2 separate regions of the Mus musculus genome follow, and region 2 is linked to region 1. A link is a loop called in an ENCODE intact Hi-C map of the cell type or tissue named here. Cell type or tissue: gastrocnemius. All regions are shown on one strand. Each heading gives the region's core, and the rest is flanking DNA. Links, peaks and the distances in the headings are about the cores only.

Region 1 (8,251 bases), core at 1,923-6,922:
GAATGCTCATTAGAGCAAAATGAAATGGTGTCAATCTTGGACCAATGCCCTTCTGAATCCCCGGCATGGGAGCCCCTGGCGGCAGTAACTCTGTACTCATACCTTGATCCTTTGGTGGTGATGGCTTTGATTTTTCAGGTACAGACGAGTTAGAATAAACTACAGCACCAGGCACTGGCCCTAATGGAAGTGTGTGACTTGAGACATCACTTATTGAAGACACAGCGCCCCAGCTGGCAGAGCCTGTGTCCATGTCTTCAGGTGAGACCGCCTCACAACTGCCAGGCTGGTTCTGACAGGTTGATGGGTCTGAAGGTTCAGTTTTGTCAACTATGGTCATTTTTCAACCCTGCAAAAGACAAAAAGTACATTTGTTTCAAAGAGTGAACAGAGCAGTCTACTTGCCAGTCACTGTGTCCTCCAAACTTGTGTCTAACCAAGTGAAACTATCTTTAAACAAATCATCCAACAAAGAGAAACCATTAGTGGGAACAGGAATGTAGCTCCAGTGGTAGAGGTCTTGCCTAGCCTTAGTGGTTACATGCCTGTAATCCCAGCAATGGAAGTGGAGGCAGGAAGATCAAGAATTCAGTACAAGACTCTGTCTTGGAAAGACCTTGTTTTGGAAGCAGCAGCAGCACCACTACCAAAAAACCCTTTTCCTGTACCACATCCCGCAAACCATGCAAGGTTATACTCAGGCTCCTCAATCCACAATTATGTACACTAAAAACACCATATATATATATATATTGTATATAATATTTGTATACACACATATATATGTGTATATGTGTATGATATACACAATTATATACACTAAAAACACATATATTTTATATATGTGTGTGTGTATGTGTGTATATATATATATATATATATACACACATACACATACATACATACTGCTTAAAGCTAGGAACAGTCTACAATTTAATATATTTGATTACATTTTTAAATCATATACCATTTTTCAGGGAAAAAAGTCAATTAAATTGCATAAAGAGAATATTTAGCTTTAATTTTTAATTGAAAGTCTAAAATACTATTGTATGAAATTTGAAGTTTTGAAAAATTTTAGCTACAGAAAAGTCTTACCAGTGAAGCAAATACATTTTTCTGAAAAAGTCCAGCATTTATAAGTATTTCAACTTTTAGAATTAAACCTGTAATTTTGCTAACATCAAACTTTGAACACAAATATGTATTTAAATCTCTGAATCTTATTTTTAAATCTACTAATTGAGTTTTTTTGATGTGCTAGGTATCATATTAATTGCTGAATATTTATTTATTTGCTAAATTTTCATGATAACCCTTTGGAAGATCAGCCAAAATCTGCAAGGTCAGTGACTGAGCCCCAGCACCCAGCACCCAGCACCCAGCACCCAGCACCCAGCACCCAGCAGGACCGTTGTCTAGCCATTATGCAACCCAAGTCAGCAAAGTGCTTTTAAGGAATGGTCCTCAAAATGTCCAGGCAGCCAAATCTACATGTCAGACCTTGAAGAAAACCTTTCAGGAGTGCTCAGCTGCCCTCCCTATGTTCTTCCCAGCATCTGAACTTGGCACGCTTTAGTCTCTGGAACACTCCGCACGTTACACTCCCACCATAGACAGGGCCCATTTTTAGTCCAAGCTCCTTGCTGAGGTCCTGCAAGCTATTCTTCACATGTTCTCCATCTCCTACCTCTGCTTAGTTAACACTTCCCCTGTCAGGGTTAGAACTCATTCCTCTACAATGCTTTTTAGAAACCCATCCTAAAGGGTTTCCTTGACAACACCTTTCACCCCAAGATTGGGTAAGAAACCAATCCTAAAAAGTCCTTGTGCTGATCTCCATGGTAGCATGTAGTAAAAACTTAACTCCACCCTACCTGGTATGGGGGAAGCTTTCCAAACATGTGTTCAACAAATGAATGAAATCGTGCAAACAGGAAGTTACTAGTGTTTGCTTGTAGCACCAGCTTGTGCTTAGGGATTTATATATGGCATCTCATTTAATTCTTTAAAACCTCTGAATTAAAGGGAGTACCTCTAAAACTTGGCCTTTAAAAAGTTCACCCCTTTTAAAGTACAAAGGGTAATAAAATCCTTGTGTACTTCAGTGAACAGATGTCCCCATGTTGGTGCTTACAGTCAAGTTGTTCCTTAAAAGTTTCAACCTTCTTGTTTACAATTTTTAATTCAAGTGAAGTTACAACCTTAACAATGTAGGGGCAGTTACATAAAATCAGAAAGTCAATAACTTGAATACTTAATCAAATGAAGATAAATCACCTTCAGTCACAAGAAAATTTGGGCCTACTAGCCAAATAAAGTTTATATATTTCTCATGCTACAGGCAAAAGAAATTCTATATACACATACAGACACACACACGTGCACACACACACAGTGTATTGATGGAAAAAAAGGAACAGGAGGGAGAGTTAGGGGAAGGAGACAAAACTCCGTAATAAGGAAAGGCTAGTCTATCCTTACTTAAAATAACATTTATAGTAAAACCCCTTGATTTTCCTGGGACAAGCAACCTTTCCATACAATGATTAACAACCAACCAAACAAAACACCGTACTCATTCTAGCAAAGATGCTGTGATAGGCTTAGGAGATAAATATTAAGGAAAACACAACTCAAGTCATCAGAAATATGTCATTGTTTTGATTCTGGCAAGAATAACAGAACCCATCTATCTTCTTCACTTGGATATTCAGCCAATGAATATCACCTTAAAGTCACCAGGGATCAAACTAAACTCCACCTATAAGAGCCAACCTTTCTTAAAACCCAGCTATATTGTGTAAGACAGGTTCATATGGCTCCTGTTTTTAGTCTAAGTGAAGCGTCTGACAGTTAGTGTTCAAAACGGCCTGTGAATGGTAACTACTTACTCAAAGCCCAGCCAGTCCCAACACCTTTTCATGATATACAAAGTTACAACAGTCCATTTTGAAACCTGACCAGGGACCAAAGCTGAATAAATGTGCAAGACTAATTACTTGCTTAGGTCTCTTTTACGATAAGTAAATGCCAGGCTACATTTATCTTTCTCATTTTAAGAAAGAATATCACTATGTACACATTGTGTCCCCCCACATACACTGAAGAAATAAGGTCAACGCATTAAAAAAAACCTGTTATGCGAACTCTTCATAAACAGTATTATACAAGTTCTGGTAACATTTCAGTTTTAAGAAACTTTAAAAAAAGACACCACTTGGTTTTTAATTGTATTTTGGTAAACAGAATGATTAGCCGTAAAACTCTGCAAACCAAGTACTTACTGTAGTCTTGAATCAATGATTACAGAAAAGAAAGTGAAACTGTCCCTGAGTAAAAACAAATAAGTGTAACTCATTATTCACAGACCTAAGCATCTGAATGAGTGACATGGTAAAAGCAGAACGTTTAAAATGCATGCTTTGAAGAAAAGTTCTCCTCCATAAACAGCTGTGCGAACCTGGATCCGGTTGTTACTTTGTAAAAGGGGCGTTAACTAGTTTCCCCGACACTTTTTGTTACTTGAGTGTATTTACTTGAAAGAACCACAAACAAGCAAGTCCTAAGGCCTTCAGATATAAAAGAGCTATTCAACAAAAGTAATCTCAACTGTATTCTAGGGAGGTTAAAGTCCTAGATTGTAAAACTTTGGTCCCGTCAAATTTTCATTTCAAACATCTGAATCTGATCCCTCCCACCCGCCCTTTCCTCCAGGTAAGTTGGTTCTCTGTGCCCCAAAAGATAAAGAGCCTGGGGGAGGAAGGCACACTCGCTTTTTCGGAGGGGAAAGAGCTACGGGGCTCCTCCCCCCCACCCCAACACCCCCGGCTGTCCGCCTCTCTTGCGGGTGTCCGCTCCGCTACGGCGTGGGCAACTCGGGTGTTCTGCTGAGGAGCCTAGTGGACTGCGCCCGGGTGGGAAAGTTTGTCGGGGTGGGGTGGGGGCGGGGAGGCCAGCCCGGAGCTCCGAGGGGCGCCCTGGAGCCGGAGGTGGCAGCCACGCGGGGGGGCGGCGGGCGGGCCCCGGACGCCGGCTACGCCGGCTACACTGTCCCGGCGTGCACACGCCCACCCCGGCAGCTCCAAACGCGCCGGGCGGCCCGGTAGCTGCCGGCCGCCCGAGCAGCGGACCGAGGGGGCGGGCTGGGGCCGGTGGGGGTGGGAGCGCTGTGGCCATGGCAACCAGGGGGGTCCGGCCCTTCCGTGCAACCCCGGCGCTGCCTTCGCTGCGAGCCCGCCCGCCGTGGCCACCGCCTCCTGCTCTGCGGGCCTGGCCCGGCCGGGCGGCGGCAGCGCCAGTCCCGCAGCCGTGGGGTCCCCGGGCCGCCCGGCGGCTGTAGAGGGGGCGGCGGGCGAGGGGCCGCGCTAGTCCCGGCGGGCCGCGGCCGGCTGAAGGCGGCGGGGCGGCTGAGGCCGCGAACCAGGGACACGCGGCCCGGCCCCACGCCGGCCTGCAGCGGGCGGGAAGGAGGCGGGAGCTTACCTGACCCGGCTCGGCACTCGCTCCATCCCCCTCGGCCGCCGCCGCCGCCGCCGCCGCACACAGCCCAGCCGCCCGGCGGGGGACAATGACGTGCCTCCATCCGGGCACCGCCGCCGCCGCCTCCGGGTCAGCGCCGCACCCGCAGCTTGCCGGCCGGGCCGCCAGGGGGCGCACCAGGGCCGCGCCCGCACGCGCCGCCGCCACGGCCTCCGCCGCCCAGGGGCCGTCGCGCAAGAGGCGCGGCGCGCAGCTAACGGGCCGGGCAAACGCGGGAGGGGCCGTCGCCCAAGGGCGGCGGGGCGCGGGCTGGCCTCACGCGTCAGCTAAGCGCCGGGCTCCGCCGGAGAAAGCACACTGATTGGTCCGACGCCCTGATTGGCGGGATGCACTGATTGGCTGGGTGTCCGGCAGCAGGGCGGGGAGGGGCCGCTTCCGTTCAGAGTTCCCGGAGTGGCCCGGGTTGGGGCCCTAAAGCCAGTACACCTGAGCTCCCATCCCGGGAGACTCATGCCTCTCCTACGCGTGGCCCTGCGGACTACGGTGGCGAGGCCACTGGGCTCTGCGATCCACGGGCCCTCACCGCGATGGGGCCTCCGCTGTCTCTACCTTACGTAGCCCTGCCAGGCTAAAGAGCAGACCATGCACCCCCCTCAACGTCTCACTTCAAGTCTTAGCTCTCCAGATTGAGGCAACTGCGCCCCAGTCCTACAGTCATGCTTCTTGTTACTTCCTGGATCCTGAGGCTGGACAAAGTAGTTCATCCTTGTATTCTCTCCCCTCCAGCGCCTGCCTGTGGTACCCATTTAGTACACACCCCTGAAGAGCATTCACTGCTGATCAAAACCTTTCACCCCCTAGACCACCAGTTCACTACACCCTACTGACCTAAAGAGCTGTGGTCCTGCCCACCACCCACTTGCCTTCTCTCTCACTAAGCCTAGTCTAACTGACTCCTCCAGCACTCCACTCTGGTTTCACTATACTCTTGTGGACACAGTTTTTTGTTTTATTTTAAAACACAGATCAGAAGAAGAAGCTAAGCTCTTTAGCTTGGGCATTAAAAGTCCCATTTTAATGATTCCCAGTACAGGTGAGTCTGAGACAGGAGAATCACAAGTTTGAAGACACCCTGTGCTACAGAAGGACTCCCAGTCTCAAAACAAAACACCCAACTCCATATTTCCTTTTTCCTTTCATTTATTCCAGCCACAGCATGCTATGTTAAGCTTTTAACATTATAAAGAGGTCAGGAGCCTATACCTACTCATGCTACCAACTTCATTACAGTCCCTATAGGTTGGCTATAAAATGTCTATTGAGTATTTGGAGCAAAAAACTCAAGTACTTTGAGGAATTAAAAAGGAGAAAGAGAATCCTAGTTGCTCACATTTCAGCATCTCCTGTCAAAATTAACACCACAACTTTTTTCTTTACAAAAAATGGTTATGGAATTTCACCACTGTAGACCATTATTAAGAGATTTGCAAAAGGTAAAATAACCCATGTCTGTGATCCTAGAATTCAGCAGCTTAGGCAGAAGGATTGCCATGAGTTCAAGCCAGCCTGGACTACAGAGTAAAATCCTGTCTGTAATCCAGGTCAGCCAAGACTATAGACTGAGACCCCATCTCAAGGAAAATGACCAATTTGTGCGACTAGAACTACCTGCTCAGTACTTTGCCTTTTCCAGGTAATTAAATTCAAATGCTGAGGAACTGAGGGACTAGTTATCTAGCTAAACGTTATGGTATTTCAGAACACTTCCCTTTGAGGTCCCAGAAGTTTACCCCGCCCCTGTTGGGATTTATTAAGAATGGGGTTTGGTGTTTGTTTTTAGAGGCAGGGTCTTATTCTGTATAATGGCTTTAAACTCTACAACCTCTGCCTCAATCTGCAAGTGCTGGGCTTACAGATTTAAATGAGGGAAGAAAGAGAATTTGGCCCCAGTGGACAAAACATTCTCAAATGGCCCTCACTTCTGCTTTGATTTTACACAAAGTTTGATGTTCTTTAATTCAGGTCACCTTAACAATTTGACTATAAAAGCATTTTGTGTGTGTGTGTGCGTGTGTGTGATATGTCTGAGTGTGTGTATGTCAAAAACAGGTCAACATCAAGTGGTTTTTTTTTTCAACTGCTACCATATTTGTGTAGTATGTGTATGGACACACTTGCAGGTGTGCATGCTCATTAGGAAGTCAACTGTTAATAGCTCTCATATTTCCTCTGTGTGTGTGTGTGTGTGTGTGTGTGTATGTGTGTGTGTAGAACAGAGGTTAACATTTGGCATCTTCGTGTGTCACACTGAACTGAGAGCTTGGTTAGATGGCATCCATCAAACCCCTGAGATCCACATGTCCTGTGCTATGTCCCCTCTCTACTCCCTGGAAGTGGAAGGGCAAGACAGCATCTACAGAAGACCACTGCAACTATGCCTGAAACACTGTTCCCGCCGAGAGCACTTCAGGTCGTCTGCTGTGGCCTTGGAAAGTAGCTCTCCCAAAGCACAGAGTGCATTCTAGAAGATCGTGCAGACATCTCAGAGGTAAGAGAATTGCCCCCTTGCAATTCTTACCATAGCCACCACTCTAAGCAATAGAGGTATGCCATGGCCGGATCATTCCTTCTCTGACAGCAGGCTTTTTTGAGAAAGGGTATCATATAGTCCTGGCTGGCCTAAAACTAGCTGTGTACCTGACTTTGAACCACAGATCCTCCTGCACCAGTCTCAGGAGAACTGAGATAACTGGGGTGTACAAACATGTACACCATCTGTAGGGTGTGTGTGTGTGTGTGTGTGTGTGTGTGTGTGTATGCATGCCAGAGGAGAACTTCAGGCATCACTAGATCCTGTTTTGTTTTGTTTTGTATTGTGTTGTTTTGTTTTTGAGACAGTGACTTTCACTGGCCTGGAACATGCCAAGAAGGCTAGACTCATTGGCGATAAAGGCTTTACCACCTCAGACCTAGGCAAGCAAGTCCATGTCACCACAGCTGCATATGAGTTATGGCCATCTATCTCAGTTCTTACTGCTTGGCAGAACTTTACTGGAGGATCGGTGGACAGATCAGTGAAATGGCTAAGTAGTTTGAAAAGGCGCTTGCTGAAAGCCTCAGGGCCTGAGTTAGATTTCTGGGACCAACTTAGAAGAAGGAGAGAACTAATCTCCTCCAGTTGTCCTGTGATCTCCGCCACAAGCATGCTGCAGCAGATGTGCAACACCCCCAACACCAAATAAATGTAAAACTGTTTCAATAAAGGACCCATCTCCTTCATCCACGGTTACATTTCTTGGGACAGGGTCTCACTTTGTGGCCCAGGCTAGCCTAGAACTCAAAGCAATCCTCCTACCTTAGCTCCCTGAGTGCTGGGTATGCAAATATGAAACACTAGATGTAACTTACAACTTGTATCTTATGACATTTGACATCATCCTGACCAACTTTGCAGACTTGGGGAGACTCCCCCTCTTACAGAAGCTGACTCTGTTGAAAGACAGTTTATATACCAAGAGGATGTCTTCCATCCACAAAGCAAACTAGCTGATGTTCTATTCACAAAAACATCCTTACCCCACTCACTGTCAAATATGTATGTTGCTACCACTAAATCATGAAAAACAAGTGACAGGCAACTATGTCTTCACTAAAATTATTACAATTTGTCAGTGCTATCTTGCCTAACTGCCTATGTTACTTTTGTTTTTGTTTTTGTTTTGTTTTTGTTTTGTTTTGTTTTGTTTTTCAAGACAGGGTTTCTCTGTGT
Region 2 (5,000 bases), core at 1-5,000, 240 kb after region 1:
TACTGCAAACCACTCTGATTCCAGTGAGCTGTGTTAGAGACAGAGGGAGTTAATAAGCCAGGGTAAAGGAGATAAAGCCAAGTGTCAGAGATCAGCTTTGACACCACAAGGTAAACTGGGGGAGGCAGCCCGTGGGGGCCGGTGCTGATAGCAGCTGACGGGGGAAGGGGTTCTCTCCAGGTGCAGAAGGAGGCTACTGCCTACAGAAGCCAGCAGTTAGAGAGAAGGGAAATATATACACACACACACACACACACATGCATATATACATGCATACACACACATATATACATACACACACATACATATATATATACACACACATACATACATACACACATACATACATACACACACACACATATACATATACATACACACACATTCACAGACACACACACAGACACACATGTATATACATACATACACACACATACACACACATATACACACACATATATACATACACATATACACATACACACACACACACACACACACAGAATGGTTGAAACAAAGACAGGCTCCAGCATCTATTTCTTCTCTTCACCCCTTTTTATACCCCTTAAGACAAAGTTTTTTCTATTAGGAAGAAAATTACCTCAAAGCTACAAGCTACACATTTTCCAAAGACAGTCACCACAAAAACAGATTAAAATCATTACACAAAAGGAACTTAGAACAGGATATTGGTTACATATTTCTTATATGAAACATATGTCTAACTAAACGTTTCTTATCTTTCTTTCCAAAAGCTCATTTTGACCTCAAAGCAGTAATTTTTTTAGTCATTGATTAACGAAGAACAAGCAGGCCAAGTCTTAGCAGCCAGTTTCCCCTGTGCCTGACTGACAACAGCCTGTACTAAGGAGAGGGTCACCTTTCCATCTTCCATCTTATTTTTCCAGTTCTGATCCCAGAGGCTGGCTAATCACCTGTTGCCTGTTCTTATACTCAGAGTTCTTTGCTCTTTATTGCAACCTCATCATTTCCTGGTGCACACTGAAACATGTCACCTCATCCCAAGATCTCAGGGTCAAACAACTCAGGCCTAACTCAGAGTGTGTGCTCGCTTTGACCACCAGCTTGTCACGAGCGTAGTCTTCCTTCCTCCTGATTAGTGCCTGTGATGCATGGACACCCACTACCATCAGCTTGTCCTGAGCATAGCCTGCCTGCCTTCCTTCCTCCCTCCCTCCCTCCCTCCCCCCCTCCCTCCCTCCCTCCCTCCCTCCCTCCCTCCTTCCTTCCTTCCTTCCTTCCTTCCTTCCTTCCTTCCTTTCTTCCATCCTGTAATACATGGACGATCACTGCGCTTCTTTCTCCGACTCAAGCAGCTTTTGCTGTCCTATCAGGGAAGGACGCACTCTATTCTTAACTCCAACTTAAAACTTTGTCACCTCTCCTAATTTCCTAACTATATTTTCTATCAACTGCCCTAATACCCCAAATTTATTAAAATCAAACTAACTTCCTAAAACTACTTAAGTCAGAAATTCTATAAAATCCTTAATTCATCTAGACTGCATTATCTTAAGAACTTTCATCTTCATGTTGATCTGCAAGAAACTCGCCCAACAGAGTGGGCTATCGCCCAGGAAGTAATCACAGGAGGCTACAGGCAGTGAGGGTCTCCGGGTGTCCACTCACACAAGCCAAAAGAATGAGGAGTGTGGCAGTGACAAACAGGAGAAAGCACATCAATAGCAGGAAGCACTCCGGGGATGAAGGCTCTGGGGCTGTGCCGCACAGAGCTCACCCGTCACAGCTGAGCCGGATGGTGGGTCATCTCCAGGGAGCTCACTTGCCTCCTGCAGCTCTTCCTGCATGGCGTCCACCACCAGAGTTAAAAAAACAAATACTCAGCCAGACACTGGTGGCACATGCCTTGACTCCCAGAACTCAGGAGGTAGAGTCAGGCAGATCTCTGTGACTTCAAGGCCAGCCTGGTCTACGGAGTAAGCTCCAGGATAGCCAGAGCTAAACAGAGAAACCCTGTCTTAGGGTTTACTGCTGTGAACAGACACCAAGACCAAGGCAACTCTTTTTGTTTTGTTTTGTTTTTTGTTTTGTTTTGTTTTGTTTTTCGAGGCAGGGTTTCTCTGTATAGCCCTGGCTGTCCTGGAACTCACTCTGTAGACCAGACTGGCCTCGAACTCAGAAATCCGCCTGCCTCTGCCTCCCAAGTGCTGGGATTAAAGCTGTGCGCCACCACTGCCTGGCAGCAACTCTTATAAGGACATTTAATTGGGGCTGGCTTACAGGTTCAGAGGTTCAGTCAATTATCGTCAAGGCAGGAACATGGCAGTGTCTAGGCAGGCATGGTGCAGGAGGTACTGAGAGATCTACATCTGAAGGCTGCTGGTAGAATACTGGCTTCCAGGCAGCTAGGATGTGTGCCACACCCACAGTAACACACCCACTCCAACAAGGCCACACCTCCAAATAGTACCACTCCCTGGACCAAGCATATACAAACCACCACACCCTATTTCAAAAAACCAAAACCAAACCAACCAACCAACCAAAAAAAAAAAAAAAAAAAAAAAACCCAAAACCCTCAGTCCAGGGGCTGAGAAAATGACTCAGAGAGAGGTTAGGGGTATTCGTTTCCTTGGGAAGCAGGCCCTGCACCTCCATCTGGGCAGCACTATAGAGTGCTGGTGGAGGGGACACTGGCCAGCTGGCCCCAAGGGTGAGAGCACTGGAGCACTGCCTCTTGTTGCTGGCAGTACAAGGTGGCCTGGCTGGAGCATTGCTCAAGAGCTCCCCCTGGTGGTGCAGACAAGGGAGAGCTGGCAGGCTGACCGGCTCAGTTACCACCCAGGCCCAGATCTAGGGCTTTTTAGTTGACCCACCCCAATATCTACATCATCTGCCCATGGCTGGAACCTGTGAAAGGGCCAGTCCCCAGTCCTGCTAATTCAAAGATGCAGGATCTCATGACACAGGCCAACAACAGGATAACTGGGAGGAGTCCAATACTGATGATGTCACAGAAGCCAGAGATCTAGAGCCAGAAGAAATGACTCGTTGCATTGAACATTCACAAGTGAGGATGTGTGGACAGAGGGTTCTACTGTGGGACACGCTGTGGCACACTGCAGCTTCCATGAGATGTTTTCCATGCTTTCTTTGTGTTGTTTGTGTTTGTGGTGTTTGTGTTGTTTGTGTTTGTGTTGTTTGTGTTTGTGTTGTTGTTTGTGTTTGTGTTGTTGTTTGTGTTTGTGTTGTTTCACTGGGGGAGGTTGCAAGAGCAGAGGGTGGATGTGAGAGGAACAGGGAGATGAGCGGGACGGGGGTGCATGCTGTGAGACTCGCAAAGGGGAAAAAAAAAGGTGTTTGCCGTTCTTGCAGAGGATCCAGGTTCTCAGCTCCCAGCCACCTAAGAACTCCAGTTCCAGGGGATCCAGCTCTCTCTGGGCTGCACAGGCAGTGCACACGCATGCACGGGCATACACATAGACACACACACTCAGAAATAAACCTTGTGAAGCAGACGTAGTTGATCACAGACAGAGGTGCACATCAACCCTGTCAGGTGGCTTCGATGAGCCGTCTGTAAACGTAAGCGCCATCCACACAAACCATCAGCAGAGCAGTAGTTGACTATAGCTGAGATGGCATAATCCCCTCTCAGTAACTGGGGAACCAAGCTAATATCCGAACCATCACACCAGGGACACAGTCTAACAATGATAACAGTGACCTTGCCTAACAGTGATAAAGTGGTAAGCCATGGAAAAGGAGAACGTCCCATTAGCTATTTGTGTTAGGATGGGACTTTAAAGCACATGCAAAAACTGATAGGGAAAAAGCAAACCAGGTAAATGTGAGCATGCACGAAGCCCGGGTAGCCCGGTTCAAGCCCGGTGGTGCAGGACTGTGGTGGTCCCAGCGATCAGGAGGCAGAGGCAGGGGGGTCAGGAGTTCAGGGTCCTTCTCTGCTGTGTATTGAGTGTAAGAGCAGCCTGGGCTACATGAGATGATGCCTCAAAAGGAAGGGAGCGCATAACGCATGGTCACATTTATGTAAAATTACACATAGAGGATACAAAGTGTGGTGGTAGAATGCAGATGGTGCGTTGCCTGGGAACGGGGAGAGGGAGGGACTGCTGAGTGAGGTCAGGGAAGTTGGGCGTGGTGAGTGTGCTCCCGGTGTGGTCTGAGGTGATAGTTGCTGGGTGTGAACACATGCTCACAGCGGGCTCATGGTACATCAGTGACACCTCACTCAAAGGTGGGATGTGTATGCATATGCACACGTCCAGGGAAACCAGGAACTAACTCACACGCTTCTCCTCTCTCAGAGCATCCACAGGAGCCCGAGTGCAATCACAAGCCATGACTCCGAAGTCCACTTCAGCAGCACCAAGTCGTCCTTAGACAAGATAGGCGCTCTGCCTGATGGTAAAATCAGGCAGTCAGAGGTCAGTATTTACAGCATCAGTGGCCGCTGCCCAGTGGCCATGATGTGAGGAACCCTCTCCTGTGTTTCGAGGACAGCCCTGGACAGTCATTTCACTTCCCGCTGACCTCACAGTCTGGTGTTGAATGAGGAGTGGAGTGGGAGAATAGCAACAGCCCTCATTTTTAGGGCTCCACCAGGCCCAGCACTTTCTAGGGGTCAACTCACTTAGAAGCCCCTATGAATTTCAAGAAGGTTACATTGTTGCCTGTGGCCACAAACCCTGCAAGCGGTGGGGCTTGTACCTAAGCAGTTGGAGTCTAGAATCTGTCCCTGTCATTGTGAACTTAACCCCATTGTACTTGACAAGTATGTGGAACGAGATGGGGTAGGAAGCCAGCTGAGTACAGCATCTTTTAGCAGACTGTCTGGCTTCTCTGTTGACAAACCAGTTATGAAACTCGCAGAAGCGTCATGGTCAGAGGTGACAGTGGCTAGGACTGAGGATGGGGAGAAGGGTTTGGGACCAAGGAGCTTGGGAATGAAAGAGTCTGGAGTTTTGGCTTTGAGCAACTGGGAGAATAAGGAGTTG

Evidence for each region. Hi-C counts contacts between places; a loop is a spot of excess contacts. Peaks named below come from ENCODE experiments on the same cell type or tissue, not always from the same donor. Only the 100,000 strongest peaks of a DNase experiment are listed, where the experiment ranks them.
Region 2: it touches region 1 in a loop (4-fold over the local background); 5 of 42 quality-filtered maps call a loop at or near these places.

Annotation. Positions count from the first base shown.
Region 1 is chr5:143,727,678-143,735,928 of GRCm38, forward strand. Usp42 (ubiquitin specific peptidase 42) reads right to left here and starts at 4,603. Exons shown (of 18, transcript NM_029749.2): 1 at 4,486-4,603; 2 at 103-349. The coding sequence starts at 340. Gm38737 (a long non-coding RNA gene) reads left to right here and starts at 4,778. Exons shown (of 3, transcript XR_868672.3): 1 at 4,778-6,175; 2 at 6,877-7,030; 3 at 7,381-7,754. In gastrocnemius, for the core only: a CTCF peak has its summit at 4,612 (motif pointing right); DNase peaks (open chromatin) are centred at 4,225 and 4,746; H3K4me3 peaks cover 2,438 bases; H3K27ac peaks cover 2,638 bases.
Region 2 is chr5:143,972,737-143,977,736 of GRCm38, forward strand. LOC115486439 reads left to right here and starts at 2,600. Exons shown (of 5, transcript XM_030254972.1): 1 at 2,600-3,052; 2 at 4,311-4,430. The coding sequence starts at 3,026. The region is part of intron 1 of Gm17135 (a long non-coding RNA gene); the gene reads right to left. It also overlaps a transcript of Pms2 not described here. In gastrocnemius, for the core only: a CTCF peak has its summit at 2,781 (motif pointing left); a DNase peak (open chromatin) is centred at 2,751.